2 separate regions of the Homo sapiens genome follow, and region 1 is linked to region 2. A link is a loop called in an ENCODE intact Hi-C map of the cell type or tissue named here. Cell type or tissue: HCT116. All regions are shown on one strand.

Region 1 (2,500 bases), 230 kb before region 2:
GGGTTCTCACAGAAGCTGGAGGCTTGGGAATATGATCACCTGCTTTCTCGCATTCTTTGAAATGTGGTCAGCAAGCTGATGATCTTTTGCAGCTTTTTAATTGCTTTGTTACTGCAGTTTCCACTCTTTCAGCTCCAGCTGGGCTGACTGCAGCTGCAGGGCAGAAATTCTTTCCAGAGCCTGAGCAGAGCAAGAACCTCTGTGATGTGGCTGACCTCAGACACTGGACCCAACACTTCCTCCCCAGCCTGAACATTTGCGTCACTCCATCTTATGGCACCAGGCACCATGAGGCTATAAGGAGGACGGGGACGGGCTGTCTTTTTGTGCCATTCCTTTTGGGGCCCAGGACCTAAGCAGGAACTTCAAAGGGACCCTGTTGGCACCAGCTCTTCTGAGAAGCACATGGAACTACTGCCCTCCCTTTCCTAGGGGCTGGGCCCTCAGAGCTGCAGGGTGCAGGCCTACGTGAGCATTTGGGCACCACTCCAAAGGCTTCTGTGTCATTTCCTGGTGACCTTCAAGCAACAGAGATTGTTAGGTGGGGCAGGATTTTAAAGACCCAACTTCACTGGGGACCTGACGGTAGCATCCAAGGAAAGGCGTCAGCCTTCTGCTCTAGAATTCATGTTCTCACGGTTTTGCCTCTAGCCTCAGAGGGATCTGCACTCCCAGCAGATTAAGATCCTCGTTTCTAGGCCAACACACCCATTTCACAGATGAGGAAACTGAGAGTCAGAAAAGGCATGGACAAGCCCTGCCAGTGAGCAACACTAGCTCTAGACTCTGGGTCTCTCCCAGGCAGCTTGGCTCAAACCAAGCCTCTTACATCAGCATTATTTTATTTATTGCTTCCCCTTCCCTACTCTTCCACACCCCTCTGTATCAACGGAACAGCTACTTGGACCCTCCTGGAGGAGGGCCCCACAGGGCAGGGTCTCAGAGTTGTTGGCAAAGACTTGGGGAGCTGGGGCTCCCTGGCATGAAGATGGAGGTTCTGCCCTCTCCTCCCAGGGGCCAGAAGGGGGCCCACAGTGAAGCAAAAGAAGAGAAAAGCAGCCTGCTCACTCTGCCTCTCCAGAGGGAGGTGATGGGAAGTGGCAGCCATGGAGGGAGCCCGCAGGGTCTGGCCCCCAGGGCCCTGGGGCACAATTACCTCATCAGGCATTTCCAGCTTTTATGATCTGCCAACAAGGCCACAAGTGACGCAGACACCTCCCCTGGCAGCCTGTTCTCCAGGGCGATGGGTGGTGATCTCACCCTTGCTGGAATGCCACTGCCATCCGCATGCCCCTGGCCAGGCCAGAGGCCACCAGGCCGAGGCCCAGGCACTGAGCAGGGGCCAGAGGGAGTGAAGTGGCCTAGATGAAGAGAAGGAGTCAGCAGGTGAGCTGAGGATGCCACCCAGGAGGCCTGAAACTGGGGCTGGGAGGCTAAGAGAGCTCGGCCCTAGGGAAACAAGAGAGGGCTTGAAGTGCATTCAAGTCAGTGGGACAGCTACTCCCGGGCCCTCCTGCTTGGAATCCCCAAACTGGGCAGCGTGGGGCACCTTCAACTGCTGCTCACTCTGTGCTCACCTTCCTCAGCTCAGGGATCTCAAACAGCCAGTGTTTCCCTCCCCACACACCAGACACACACACACACACACATGCACACACACCACACACATGGCCTGTGCATCTGTGTAACAAATCACTAGTATTGAGTTCAAATCTTGAATTGGACACTTGGTAATGGAAAGACACCTTGGGCAAGTTACTTTCCCTCTGTGTGCCTCAGTTTCCTTGCAAAATGGGAATCACACCAATAGTGTTTTCTTCATAGGGCTACAGTGAGCCAGTGCGTAGTGTCTGGAATGTGGGACGTGCTCAGAAAAGGGTAGTTATCACTGCTGCTGAGTAACGAGAGCAGGCTAGAGGAGAATGTTCATAGCCCCCTACCTCTACCTTTGCCCCCAAGTCAGTAAGCGGCAACTAAAGGCAGGGAGCCATCTCGGAAGTGCTGGAGGCCCACACTCAAGGACTCCAAGTGTGACTGATATTAAAGAACAGCAACGTAGATTTTAGGGCATCATCTGTCTACCCCATTGGTACTTTGAACACTTCAAGTAATTATTATCTCTGTTATAATAAATAATGCAATTGAGGTTGAGAGAGTGTAAATGGCTATGGCTATTCAAAGTGACACAGCTAACCACAAAAATCAAGGTTTACACACAGTACTTCACTGGCCAAGGCCCCCCGCCCCAGAGGTCACTGACCGCTAGTGTTCTAGTGGTTTTGTTTGTTTGTTTGTTTGTTTTTTCTTTGCTCTGTCGCCCAAGCTGGAGTGCAGTGGCACAATCTCAGCTGTCTGCAACCTCTGCCTCCCAGGTTTAAGCGATTCTCCTGCCTTAGCCTCCTGAGTAGCTTGGACTACAGGCGCGCATCACCACACCTGGCTAATTTTTGTATTTTTAGTAGAGATGGGGTTTCGCCATGTTGGCCAGGGCTGGTCTCGA
Region 2 (2,500 bases):
GGGCAAGGTGACTGAGACCTCTGTTTCTACTGGTCCTCCTTCACTTCTGTCAGTCCATGATTCTCTCAGCATTTCATTTGTGCCCTTTTATTTCTTCTCCTGGACTGTTAGTTTACAGTCTTGTTAGGGGTAATTCCGCTACCCCAGAAATCAATGCCTTGTGACCTGTTGTGCAAAGTGCATGGGCTCCCCGAGACCTTCAGAGCAGCCCACAGGGCGCAGAGAAGGGGGCAGTCTCTCCTGCGTCCTAAGTCCTGCCTCCCCCTGCTCCCTCCCTCTCCAATGCCACCCTCTCTCCCTGATTCCTTTTGGGTAAAAGAGCATTAGTTATTGATTTTTTTTTTTTTTTTTTTTTTTAATGACAGGGTCTCACCCTGTCGCCCAGGCTGGAGTGCAGTGGTGCAATCTTGGCTCATTGCAGCCTCTGCCTCCTGGGTTCAAGCAATTCTCCTGCCTCAGCCTCCCGAGGTGCTGGAAGTACAAGCACACGCCACCATGCCTATCTAATGTTTGTATTTTTAGTAGAGATGTGGTTGGCCAGGCTGGTTTCGAACTCCTGACCTTAAGTGATCCTCCTGCCTTGGCCTAACCAAAGTGATGGGATTACAGGCATGAGCCACTGCCCCCGGCATGATTTTTTTTTTTTTAATTCCAGGTTTGAGGCTCCTAGACAATCAGTCAGTTCATAATCCTCCAAGTCGCGAAGTACCCACTCCCACCAACTTTTATAAACCCCTGTCTTCGAACAAGATGACCTTGGCTTTCTTTCAGCCTCCTTTGCTGAAGCCGTTGACTGGTATCACCAGGATAAACACAGGCGTGGGCTGACCACAGGGAGCAGAGGTGCTGGGCCTGATTTAGCCTCTAGGCCTTGAGGGGGTAGCTGATGGGGCAAGCTTCCTGGGCGGGATTACAAGAAATCCTAGGGCATCCTTGGGCGGTGTGTCTGGGGGGTCCAAGGGTGTTCTGAATCTGTGTGACCATAGTGAGCGGCTGTGCCGAGGCATTCTTCCAGGGAGAGGGTCAGTAGTTTTCATCGGTTTCTCAAAGGAGCCTGTGACTTTCAAAACTTTAAGGAGGCTGGCGTGGATGATCTCCCTCGAGGTCCTTCCTGCTTCAGCCTCTGCACTTAGGAGTTAAGAGCTTTGTTAGGAGCCACGGAGTGGAGACACAGGCAGTGGCTGATTCCTGGGCGCCGCCTTCTGGTGGTGGGGTGCATAGCACCTTTGGGCAATTGGAAAACCCCTGGGCCGACTTCCTGTCTGGACAAGCCCTAGGAAAGGCTCTGGGAGGAGTTTTTGGAATCTGGGTGCAGCTGCCTTCCCTCCCAAGAGATGGAGAATGGTTCTGGTCCAAATATGGAAGGGAAACCCTGGCAGGTCACATTCCTTCTCCTCGTTCACTCTGCACTTGGCTTCTGAGCCCCCTCAGGAGGCTGCATGGGAGTTGAGAGTCAGGAACCATGTTAGCCCTGGTCTGGTCTGGGTAGAGGGTGTGGCAAGAGTGGCCTTGGTTTGGGAGGGAGGAAGTTTTGCCTTAACTAGGGGTAGAAGACCTAAGGAACCCTGGCCAGAATAAAGGCAGAGCTTTGTACATCTCAGAAGGCTTCCCTCAAATCAACGCCTTCACCCTACTTCCATCGGGAGAGGCAGGTCCTGTCTGAGTCCAATTCACAGATAAGGACAGTGAGGCCCATGTAGGTGATGTGATTTGCCTAAGCCTACACAGCTAGACGGATTTGGATCCAGTCTTTCCACTGGAAGTCCCACTGAAGATAAACACTCCCACCTTCCCCAGCCTCCTTGCCTCCTCCCCTGACACCCCCGCTTGGGCTGCCTGGGGTCAAGAACCTGCATTTAGCTCAGCATGCTTCTGGTGGGTGGAGTCCAGGGGGAAGGGTGAGAGTCCTGCTTTCTAGTTCCTTCCACCCTCCATGTGCAGTGGACCCATAGGACCAGACCAACTGCCTTGGGCCTGGGGCAGAGCAGGGCAGGAAGCTGAGGCCGCCTCCTCAACAGGGGTGCTCCCTGTACCATCCTCCCTGAGGTTGGAAGGCAGCTGCTTTGGGATAACAAAAAGGAAGGCCCCAGTTCCCACATCAGAGTGTAAAGCAATGGGGCTCAGCATCCCACTGGGTGTTGGAGGCTGAATATGCAATAGAAGCCACGGAAGGTTTGACCATCAAGTGATGGGTCCATGACATGTTACTGAATGTAAGTCAGGTTGAAGCTGGGAGGATGGTATTACAGAGCCCTTTGTCTTCCCAGCTTAGTTGCCACTTCCTCTGGCAAGCATCCCTAATGGCCACTCTGAGTTTGGGAACCTTCCCCCGTCTTCCTCCCTGGTACGTGGAACTCACATGCTCATTGCATTTGACACTCTCCATTGTATTTTCCCATTTGCTTGTCGGTAGCCCTCTTAGGCTCTGGGCATCTAAAGGTAAGACCCCGTTTGTCACATTTCACTATGGTAACATCACATTTCACTATGGTAACCCAAG

Evidence for each region. A loop is a pair of places that touch in the nucleus more often than their neighbours do. Peaks named below come from ENCODE experiments on the same cell type or tissue, not always from the same donor. Only the 100,000 strongest peaks of a DNase experiment are listed, where the experiment ranks them.
Region 1: it touches region 2 in a loop (5-fold over the local background); 11 of 110 quality-filtered maps call a loop at or near these places.

Annotation. Positions count from the first base shown.
Region 1 is chr18:48,001,877-48,004,376 of GRCh38, reverse strand. No RefSeq gene overlaps it. Among named protein-coding and RNA genes, the nearest start is that of SMAD2, 72 kb to the right of the region's middle. RefSeq lists enhancers at 702-1,201, 230-1,429, 1,202-1,703. In HCT116, no CTCF peak of the experiment used is centred here; DNase peaks (open chromatin) are centred at 456 and 1,206; H3K4me3 peaks cover 800 bases; H3K27ac peaks cover 1,918 bases.
Region 2 is chr18:47,771,524-47,774,023 of GRCh38, reverse strand. No RefSeq gene overlaps it. Among named protein-coding and RNA genes, the nearest start is that of SMAD2, 160 kb to the left of the region's middle. In HCT116, a CTCF peak has its summit at 1,206 (motif pointing left); a DNase peak (open chromatin) is centred at 1,183; H3K27ac peaks cover 338 bases.